Linked DNA regions of Homo sapiens: regions 1 and 2 are each linked to region 3. The links are chromatin contacts, found by Hi-C or POLR2A ChIA-PET in ENCODE. All regions are on one chromosome and are shown on one strand. The core of a region is the stretch at or near the end of the contact, and the rest is flanking DNA. Distances in the headings are between cores, read along the strand shown.

Region 1 (3,009 bases), core at 255-2,754, 180 kb before region 3:
CTCTGTCATTTCATCATGGGGGCACATGCTGACGTGACTGTAATTGCATCCTCACATTTGTGGCAGGGTTGGTGTGGCAAGTGAAAAGAGCACAGACGTGGCAGCCCCTCAGCCGTTTGCTGCCGTTTCTGCTTGCTCACCTACCAGAAGGGCAAATTCGGAAAAATGACTCCCCTTTGTTAAATGCAGACACAGTTATGCATCTTAGAGGATTGTTGTGAGGAGTAAAGAAGTTACACTTGTTAATCATCATAATGAGTGCCCAGGTAGATAATATTTTTCTTCTGTTATCCACTCGCTAGACGAGCATGTGTAGTTTTGTGTTAGGGCATGCAGTGGGAATAAAAGAAAGCTGGGCTGCAGGTATCAGCAAGTTTTCAGTTTACTTGAAAAGAAAAGAGAAAACAAATCATTCAGAATGACACATTGCATTTATCTATGCTTGTGCTTTATGTGTCTTGGAAACTAGGACCCTAAGCTGAGTTGACTTCGATAAGAATACTTTTCCTCAGATTATCTGTAAATTTTATAAACAATTTTAAGTGCCTTCAGAATCTCTAATCTTTTCTGTTGCATGCATGGATTTTTTTTTTTTGGCTTTAAATGCATTCATGAAGTTCAGTGACTCTCTTAAACACCTTGGATGTTTTTTTTTTTCTTTTTAACTGAGAAAGAGATTTGACAGAGAGAGTCTTCATCACCATTGGTTTAACCTTTAAGAAGTTTGAGATTGAGAAGCTAATACTCAGAAAATAATCTTCTAAGAGTCTGCAAAAAACCCACATGCATGAATATTAAACAAAAAAAGTATATTATTATATGGTTGTCATCAAATTAAACTTAAGTGAAAATAGTATTTCCTATTTAGACAAGTTCCTTGAAGAGCCCCATTTTGCTTATGATGCATCCTTTTCAGGTGAGATGACTTTTCATTATTAACTATTGATAAATTGAATAAATTTCCCTCAGTGAAGGTCACCCTTAATTATCAGGGCTCACCTAATCAAGAACTTCTCTCTCCCTTTGTGTTGAAACAGCTGATTGACCAAAAACACTTGCATAATAGCCTTGTGTTGCTCTTTTCCCACCTGAGGTAATCAATCACCCTGTTTCTTTGCTTTTGAAAGAGGAATATTTGTAACTTCTAGCGATTCAACCACTGTCCCCACTGTGGAAATACCAATGTAGGAGAATTCTTGATACATGCAAGTTATCCAGATCCCTAAATAAGCAGTATTTTGTAAAAGGATGATATTTCCCTGTTTAAGTTTAAAATTTCTACTTTAATGAGAAATCAATTTTGCATCATCTCTTTGGACATCGAGTTTACCTCCCTGCTGTCAGAGCTGTGCAGAAGAAAGCAGAGTCTATGAGTCTTCTCACCACAGCATAGAAAGATTTTTTTTTTTTAAACACGTAGGGGAATTATGCTGAGGGCCTATTGGGCTTCTGGTAAGGACAGCTGCAAGTAAGTTGATACCATTTGGGCTCGGCCTCAGATTCACTGCCAGCCCTGGGTGGGCAGCTGGCCTGTGCTTCGGTGTGGAACAACAGGCTGACTCCAGTAACGTTGGTCCCGGGCTCTGGAAAATCCTGGGCAGACAGGACAAATGCTTTAGGGAACAACTGCTTTGAAAGAATAGACTGTTTGAAACTCCCAGCTGTGAGGGCCATTTGTGAGAAAGACTCCATGCCAGGGTGAGGGTCAAAAACAGCTGCTGCCTGGGGCTTACATTTCCAACCAGAGTAAATTGCTGGCTCCAGGACAGAATTTTGATCATCTGTGGATTTGTTAAAATTCAGCTGCCGATGTCTATGGGGTCATAACTCTGGACCCCAATCTAAATGTCTCTTGGCATTTGGGCCTTTACCAGCTAAAAGCAGCCCCCCTAAATAGTCCTCTACTCCCATCTGAGGTGCCACAAGCATAGCTTTCATATTGTTTCTTTTAAAATAAATCCAGGTTGGGCACGGTGGCTCACACCTGTAATCCTAGCACTTTGGGAGGCTGAGGCAGGTGGATCATCTGAGATCAGGAGTTCGAGACCAGCCTGGCCAACATGGTGAAACCCTGTCTCTACTAAAAATACAAAAATTAGCCAGGAGTGGTGGCGCACTCCTGTAGTCCCAGCTACTCAGGAGGCTGAGGCAGGAGAATTGCTTGAGTCCAGGAGGCAGAAATTGCAGTGAGCAGGGATCGTGCCACTGCACTCCAGTCTGGGCAACAGAGTGAGACTCCGTCTCAAAAAAAAAAAAAAAAAAAAACATAAATAAATAAATAAACAAATCCATAATGTCAAATCTTCTAGCCTCCCACTTCGTCAGGCAATATCCATAGCACTTAGTACAGCAGTGAATATTCAGCAAGCTCTAACCATGTATTGGTCGAATGAAAGAATAGTTATCTATGTTAGATAATGATTTTCCAAAAGACCTATGAGGAGGATAAGGTGACTTCCCCAATTCAGGGGATGGTGTAAAGAAGGTGTTGCCTCCTCTTCTTTGAGAAATCGTGTACAAGTGGCCGGGCACAGTGGCTCATGCCTGTAATCCCAGCACTTTGGGAGGCTGAGGCAGGTGGATCACCTGAGGTCAGGAGTTTGAGACCAGCCTGACCAACATGGAGAAACCCCGTCTCTACTGAAAATACAAAAATTAGCTGGGTGTGGTGGTGCACGCCTGAAATCCGAGCTACTCGGGAGGCTGAGGAAGGAGAATCACTTGAACCCGGGAGGCAGAGGTTACAGTGAGCCAAGATAGCACCACTGCACTCCAGCCTGGGCAACAGAGCGAGACTCTGTCTCAAAAAAAGAAAAAAAATAAAAAGAAATCATATACAAGCAAGAAGGAGATCAAGGAAAACACCCCCCACGCACCCCAGCTTTGGAGAAACTGAGATAAGAGTAACCTGTAAGTAAGTAAGCTCAGTAAGTAAAGGAGTGCATGGGAAGTCAAACCTGCATTCAGGAATGTGTGGGCGGGGACATTGTGAGTGCTGAATGCCCACAG
Region 2 (3,035 bases), core at 396-2,895, 250 kb before region 3:
GTCTACACCCAGAAAGCTGGATCTATTTTTTTCTTTTGTGTCTTTATTATATTTAAAGTATCAGTCAAAAATACCTGGTTCCCATAGTGATGAGCAATTAGGATATAAATGCATGGGTATGGATATAAATTCTAAAATCCTTGCAGGAGTTTAATATTTGCTTTACATTTAATAGGAAAAGAATGCCGTTGTTTTCTGCCTGGGTTGCATTTTTTTCCTTTCCTTTTACAAATTGGTTTAGCCACATCCTGTACTTTATTTGCTCCTCTCTCCCATAACTCTAGAATTAGGGTACATTAGAAGCTATCCGTAAACTCCAGTGAGGACATGTGATAAATTTAAGCTGGAGCATTTAAAACGAGCTGGGAGAGTAGAGAGAGAAGTAAAAGCAGCCATTTGTGATGTGGGTGGCAGTTTTTAGAAAGTGTCTGTGGAGGGCTAGTGGCTTGGCATGAGGAAAGAGAGGCGTTCCTCAGTGTTGTCCACAGAACAGACACTCCTGTGACAGATGTGATCTTCAGGCAAAGTGGTGCTCGTGCACAGGCTTACGTTAGCACACCTGCTGGTGCAGAATGGTAGGAGAAATATTTCCCCAAAGGACAGAATGCGGATGGCTGGACAGAAACCACTGGGGGAAGGTTCCTGGGAGGAATTCCAGAATGTTTTCTCTGGCAAATAGGACAGAGGAGGCAGAAAAGCAAACCGGATCTCACTCCAAGTCTTTATGGACACAGATGGAAAGGAGAGCAGGAAGAAATCACAGGTCACACGGTGGGAGACACGGTGTAGCTGAGGGTAACCTAGTCGTGTTTAGGTGTGACAAATGACTTGCACTGTTTGCCAGACAACAGTGCCCCCCCATCCCCCACGGGGGTGTAATTCCACTAGTGACACTGATTCAGTTTCCAAAAGAAGCAAAACTCTTCTGCTATAAGATTCTTGATTTGTAAGAGTTTCCCCAGCTCAGTGCTTCCCCTTAGCTTTTTCCTTTTTCATCTCTAAGAGGTTATCACTTCTCAAAAACAAGAGTGCTTTGCCACTTCTCTAGTAGCAAGGTATGAAAACATGCTCTAAAATACTTACTTCCTCCAGCTGCACTGCTGCAGGCGGCCGCCTGAGGGATGGAGATGTTCTGGGCTCAGGGTGGACGGGCCTCTAGACAGAGCTATGGACCCTTCTCCAAAGCTGTGCACGAGGGACGTAGATTGGCATAAGATGCTACACAGAAAACCTGTCGTCTAGATTATTCACGTGGTGGAAAACCTCCATTGGGGCATATTACCATAGAAGGGAAAAGGGTCTGTTCTCTCCACCACAAGCAATGGAGAATGTCCCATATCAAAGATAAGTTTGCAGCCAAGGTGGCCTTCATTGGTAACAGGTTCCATAATTGGCAATGATAGGTATTTTCCTTGCCTCGAAACACAGTCAAGAGGGGAGAGTGTGAGAAGCCAGGGACTTAGGACAGGAGGTGAGGTGATGAGTCATTTTGGTTTCTCAGAGCTGACCTCTGTTGTATTTTTATTTGGGGGTTCAGTCTCTGGCTTGAGGGCTCTTCAGAAAGGAGAGCTTACTTTTGTCACGGAAGGAGGGATGGAGACCTCACCCTTTTGCATGGCCAGCTGGAGCCCCAGGTGTCGCGTGTCCAGCTCGTGGGTGGCATGATGTCATGTTTGTTGACCACGTTGGACCTCATTCTGTCCCGAGAACTTAACTGGGCTAGGAGTTGTGAAACCAGATTTCTTGTTATTTGCTTAGACTTGCTTTTTTTTTTTTTTCCCCATATCCACAAAATGAGAATCCTGGGCTTTTAGTATAATAAGGATTGAAAAATGATTATAAAATACAAGGCAAAAAGATCCATGCTATTTAAATGTTTACTATTATTTTGAGATTCATTTTATGTGCCATACTGCTTTACAAATAGTCTGTAATATTTTAATACAGCACTTTATCTTCGTAATCAAATCTTGAGAAGGCCCCCTATAGCTAATCTTTCTCAAAATCGGCTTAATTTATTAGTGGATAACTATACTTAGGCCTCTTTCTAGAACCTTATGAAGTTTGACATGCACTATTTTTAGACATTACGGGTTCTCTTACTGAGACGCTCCAAAGGGAACAGTGGGGGCAGATGTCCTCCAGGAACCTTGGCAATAAATCCCCCTGGGTGCATGACCTGGGGTCACCAAAACTGCCTGCTACCCAGCAGCAGCAGAAGGGAGACCCAGGTTGGCAGCTGGAGTGACTGACAGTGATTTCCTTTCTGTTCAGTGATGAGCCCACCATGAAGAAAGGGCACGAATCTGCTTCCTCTCTCCCTGTCCTGGGAACGGTGCCTGCCCGTGATGGTATCCTCAGGCCCCCCTCTCTGCGCCAGCAAGATGTCCCAGGGGACGTCTGTGCATTCAGCCAGGTGACCACTAGAATAAAATGTTCTCTAGGACCACCTAAGAGGTAACCCTATATTGGAGATACTGAGGAGAGAGGCCGGGGTGGCTGATAGGGTGGGGAGGCACCATCTGTCTGAGTGCACCCTCCCCTGAGACCCTCAGGGTGTCCTGGGGAGACCAGCAGGTTGGAAGTCCTACGCTTTGAAATTTTTAATTAAACAGGAACCTTTGAAGGAAGCTTTTGATTGTTAGTAACATCCTGACTTGCTCCCCCCATGTGACAGGCTCCCCTTTGTGTGTGGCCCCTCCTGAGTCCACATCCTTCATAAGGAGCGGCTTTACCTCCCTTCCTGTAGGAGAGGAAGCCAGGGCTGTGGCCCAGGGAGGGAGGGGAGGCAGCCACTTCTCTCTTCAGTGCAGTTCATTCCAGTTTGGCTCTGACTGTGGCCAAGCAGGGAAGGGGTGCAGGATGGAAGGCAGCAGCGTGTACTTAGGCAGCTCAGTCAATGGAGCCCCCACGTCTCATCCCCTGCCAACCCTGGGCTCTTCCTGGCTGGATCTGGGCAGCCCAGGGCAGAACCTAGAGTCCAGGGCCACTGGTTCTCCTTGCCAGGTCCCAGGACCCAGTCCTGTTGAAATAAC
Region 3 (3,103 bases), core at 385-2,884:
CCATGCTGGTCTGATTCTATGGAGCAATTGTTTGCTTTTAGCTCTTAGTTTCCACTAATTCAGTGACATAAACTCCAGAGAATTACATTTTGTCTCAAAGCCCTCCAGGCGGGGCTTGGTCAGCTATGGGATGGGTGAGTGGCAAGTGGCTCTGTGAATGCGTCTTGGGGCTCCGCCTCTCCCCTTTAGTCAGAGCTCTGTTATTCCACCCCGATCCTCATCATTAGCTGCTAGAAATAGTCACCACATGGTCTGCAGAGCCTTGCTTGCATGAGGTATGCCCAGAGGAATGGACATTCTTCAGCTTCTCTTCCCTGAAGTCACATTTCCAATGAAAAGACTGAGACCCAATCTAAGCGCAAATGCTTGGTATTATCATTTACGTACATTACATTGTATCCCCCTGCAATTCTGCCTCCTGCCAAAACTTTACAGTGTACATCATGTACCCATTCCAATAGTAGCTTTCCTGGGGAAAATGAAAAGTACATAAAAGTACTGGCTATGTGGAAATAACACCTTTATATAACATTGATCCTTAGTAAGATCAAAACATAGGATAAAAGTAATCATGTTCTCAGAAGCAACACATGAGTACATGAAAATCAGTGTGTGGTCTATTTGCTTTTCTCTTTTGGATTATTTATAGAGATAGTTGTGGCATTTCAACAAGAGAATGGCCACGTTTGATTGTCTTACCCATGAGGGGTGTGTTATGTATACACTCTCCTAAGGCTTGGGAGGGAATAAAGTGTTCCTCTCTCCTGCAAATGCCGTAATTTACTAGCCACTTGCACCTGTCATGCTGCACATTTCTCTCCCAGTGGGAATACTACGTATGCCTTCAATAAGCCACCATCCCTGGCAACTAAAGGAAGGGCAGAAAGCTGTGTGTGTCCATTAAGTCTATTTTGCACCTTTGATCTTCTTGCTTGGCCACTTTATTTGTCATCTTTCCAACTCTTCTGGCTAAAGTGGTGCGGCTTTCACCTTAAATCAAGTATTTTCCATTCTTTAGCAATTTAATTTGTAAATCTTTTACAGCACGTTTTTGCTTTGGTTTGATCCCTTCTGGAGAAGGTGGATGTTGGGGATATGGAAGAAAGAGTTTAAGAAAAAATAATCCAGATTATAGGGGTGAACATCATCAAAATACAGCTTCCTCAAAACAATGTGCTTCTCTCATTTGCAGACATTATTTCTGAAGAGTTATATTTGTCCCTTGTTTCAATGGAAGTAGTTTATTTCCATTTATTTTCAACTTTTCTCTCGCATTTTGTATTTTCTGCATTATTTTTGATAGAAAGTGGGCATACTTGAGTTGTCAACCATGTAGGGAAACTTTTAAGTTCTTTTAATATTTTCAACAGGAGCCCTATAATTGGATAATTATTTTTTTAAAATACTTTTTGGCTTGTTCTACTTTTTCCCTTTTGGGCTGTCTTACTATGTTTGAAAATGCACACACGATAAAACCTAATAATAGTAATTCCGTGCACAGATTTTCCTCATGGCAACGTTCTTGAACCATGATCACACTTTCATAATGCGGCGTCCTAGTGGCCAGATGACATTTCTGGCTCGTCACTTGTTGAGCCATCTTAACCTTGAACCAGCTTTGAGTCCTTCACAGTCAGTGCTAGCGGACAGAGCCCCCTGCTGGAAGTTCTGGGCACCTGTATTTCCCCTGGAAACGGAAGGTCACTCCCCAAGGCTGGGAGACCAGGAGGCTGGAATATACCCAATTCGTGAAAAAAATGGACAGAAAGCATTCGACTGACAGCATGAGTCAATAAAACCTCAAATTATTTTTTCAATACACTTCCTTTCCTTTTGAAAGTTTGGGTAAGAAAGGCAAATACCAGATCTCTTTAAACGATCTATTGTTTCTCAAATTAGAATTTCCTAAGAAATGATTCTTTTGGTTAATAAAAGGTATGCCAGCAGTGGGGTGGGTATTATATTTTCTCATTTCAAATTTTGGAAATGGTGGATTAAATACAATTAAACATGATTCTTTGTTGCAGAACTTCTCAGTGCCTTTAATATGAAAAGTGCATTTTGTACAACAGAGTTTTTCCTAAACTTGTTTGACCATGGGCATTTATTTTGTGGCACATTTATTAATGTTTTTGGAAGAGTGCTTCGCAGAATATCAGTTTAGGAAATCCACTGATGTTCTTCACTCATTTTTCTAAGGCTTCTGTTTCAAAGAATACTTCAATTTTATTCTAATTATACCACTGTACATACAACTGCGGGAAGGCTATTTCTTAATATTCTAATGCTGAGAGACACAATGCTTGGCACTTGGATAGTCAGGGAAGTTTTTATTCATTTGAGTCTTGGCTCATTTTTTGTGCTATCTTTATGAATATCTTCGTTTAGACATAGGTTCATCCATATTTTATAAAAATGATTTTTCCTTAGTTTTAATGGACATACTTTAACAGTTAGCAGTGTTTGAAAAGAAGACTTAAGAATTATATGCATCTTAGATTTATAGGCCAATAAAGTATTGATTCTATGTAGGAAAGAGTGAGCTGGTCTCATACAGGTATTTTGGGATCAAGCGCTTCTCATAAAATCAGTGTTTGAAAAGGAAATTATCATATTACTCTTCATATTATAGTGGTTTTGTTACTTTAAAAGTGCTCTTATGGGATCATACACAGGTGCATACTCACTTTATAGGTGTGACTGGGCAATGGAAGTGTTTACTAGAAAATATCTCATGAGAAAACTTAGATTTTCTAGGGTTTCCAGTTTGAAACATTCACAAGGTTCTGATTACTTAAATTACATTTTAATAAACAAATGTTCTGGTCTAATCCAGATCTTGTGATTTCTCTGTAGCTGGTTACTTCTTACTGTATCAACTAAATGTAAGAAACAGTTCTCCGTGTAGAATTCAAGTGTTGTCCTATTTTTTATTAGCTGCTAGAAGAGAGTGCCCCAAGTTTTTCCTCCAGGGCACATGGTTTGATTGGCATACTTTAGCTTTGTTCTCAGGAGCACCATGTCACGTGGATTCTCTCCTATTTAATCAGGCCACTGTAAAACGTGGTACAAAATGGTCAGAATGATTAGGGTCATACAGTGC

What was found. Hi-C counts contacts between places; a loop is a spot of excess contacts on that map. ChIA-PET counts read pairs that join two places held with the same protein, here RNA polymerase II (POLR2A). Pooled maps may share reads with other maps.
Region 1: a pooled map shows a loop between it and region 3 (2.6-fold over the local background). The contact joins two enhancer-like sites. A Hi-C loop is called at or near these places in 1 of 37 single-sample maps with no recorded cell type and 7 of 50 pooled maps. POLR2A ChIA-PET finds 5 or more read pairs at or near these places in 2 of 52 experiments (MCF 10A and activated T-cell).
Region 2: a loop to region 3 is called in a map of gastrocnemius medialis, with 6 times the contacts of the local background. The contact joins two enhancer-like sites. A Hi-C loop is called at or near these places in 24 of 168 maps with a recorded cell type or tissue (GM12878, GM13977, OCI-LY7 and 6 more), 25 of 37 single-sample maps with no recorded cell type and 18 of 50 pooled maps.

Annotation. Positions count from the first base shown.
Region 1 is chr6:163,779,632-163,782,640 of GRCh38, forward strand. No RefSeq gene overlaps it. Among named protein-coding and RNA genes, the nearest start is that of QKI, 370 kb to the left of the region's middle. RefSeq lists an enhancer at 1,396-1,930. Within about 2 kb of position 1,505, at least 6 of the 41 ENCODE cell types and tissues checked have a DNase peak (open chromatin) inside an H3K27ac peak, as active enhancers do.
Region 2 is chr6:163,707,086-163,710,120 of GRCh38, forward strand. No RefSeq gene overlaps it. Among named protein-coding and RNA genes, the nearest start is that of QKI, 290 kb to the left of the region's middle. RefSeq lists an enhancer at 1,249-1,368. Within about 2 kb of position 1,646, at least 7 of the 41 ENCODE cell types and tissues checked have a DNase peak (open chromatin) inside an H3K27ac peak, as active enhancers do; they include gastrocnemius medialis, heart right ventricle, left ventricle myocardium inferior and 1 more, where a contact is called at or near this core.
Region 3 is chr6:163,955,162-163,958,264 of GRCh38, forward strand. The region is part of intron 4 of LOC105378102 (a long non-coding RNA gene); the gene reads left to right. Among named protein-coding and RNA genes, the nearest start is that of QKI, 540 kb to the left of the region's middle. Within about 2 kb of position 1,635, at least 4 of the 41 ENCODE cell types and tissues checked have a DNase peak (open chromatin) inside an H3K27ac peak, as active enhancers do; they include gastrocnemius medialis, heart right ventricle, left ventricle myocardium inferior and 1 more, where a contact is called at or near this core.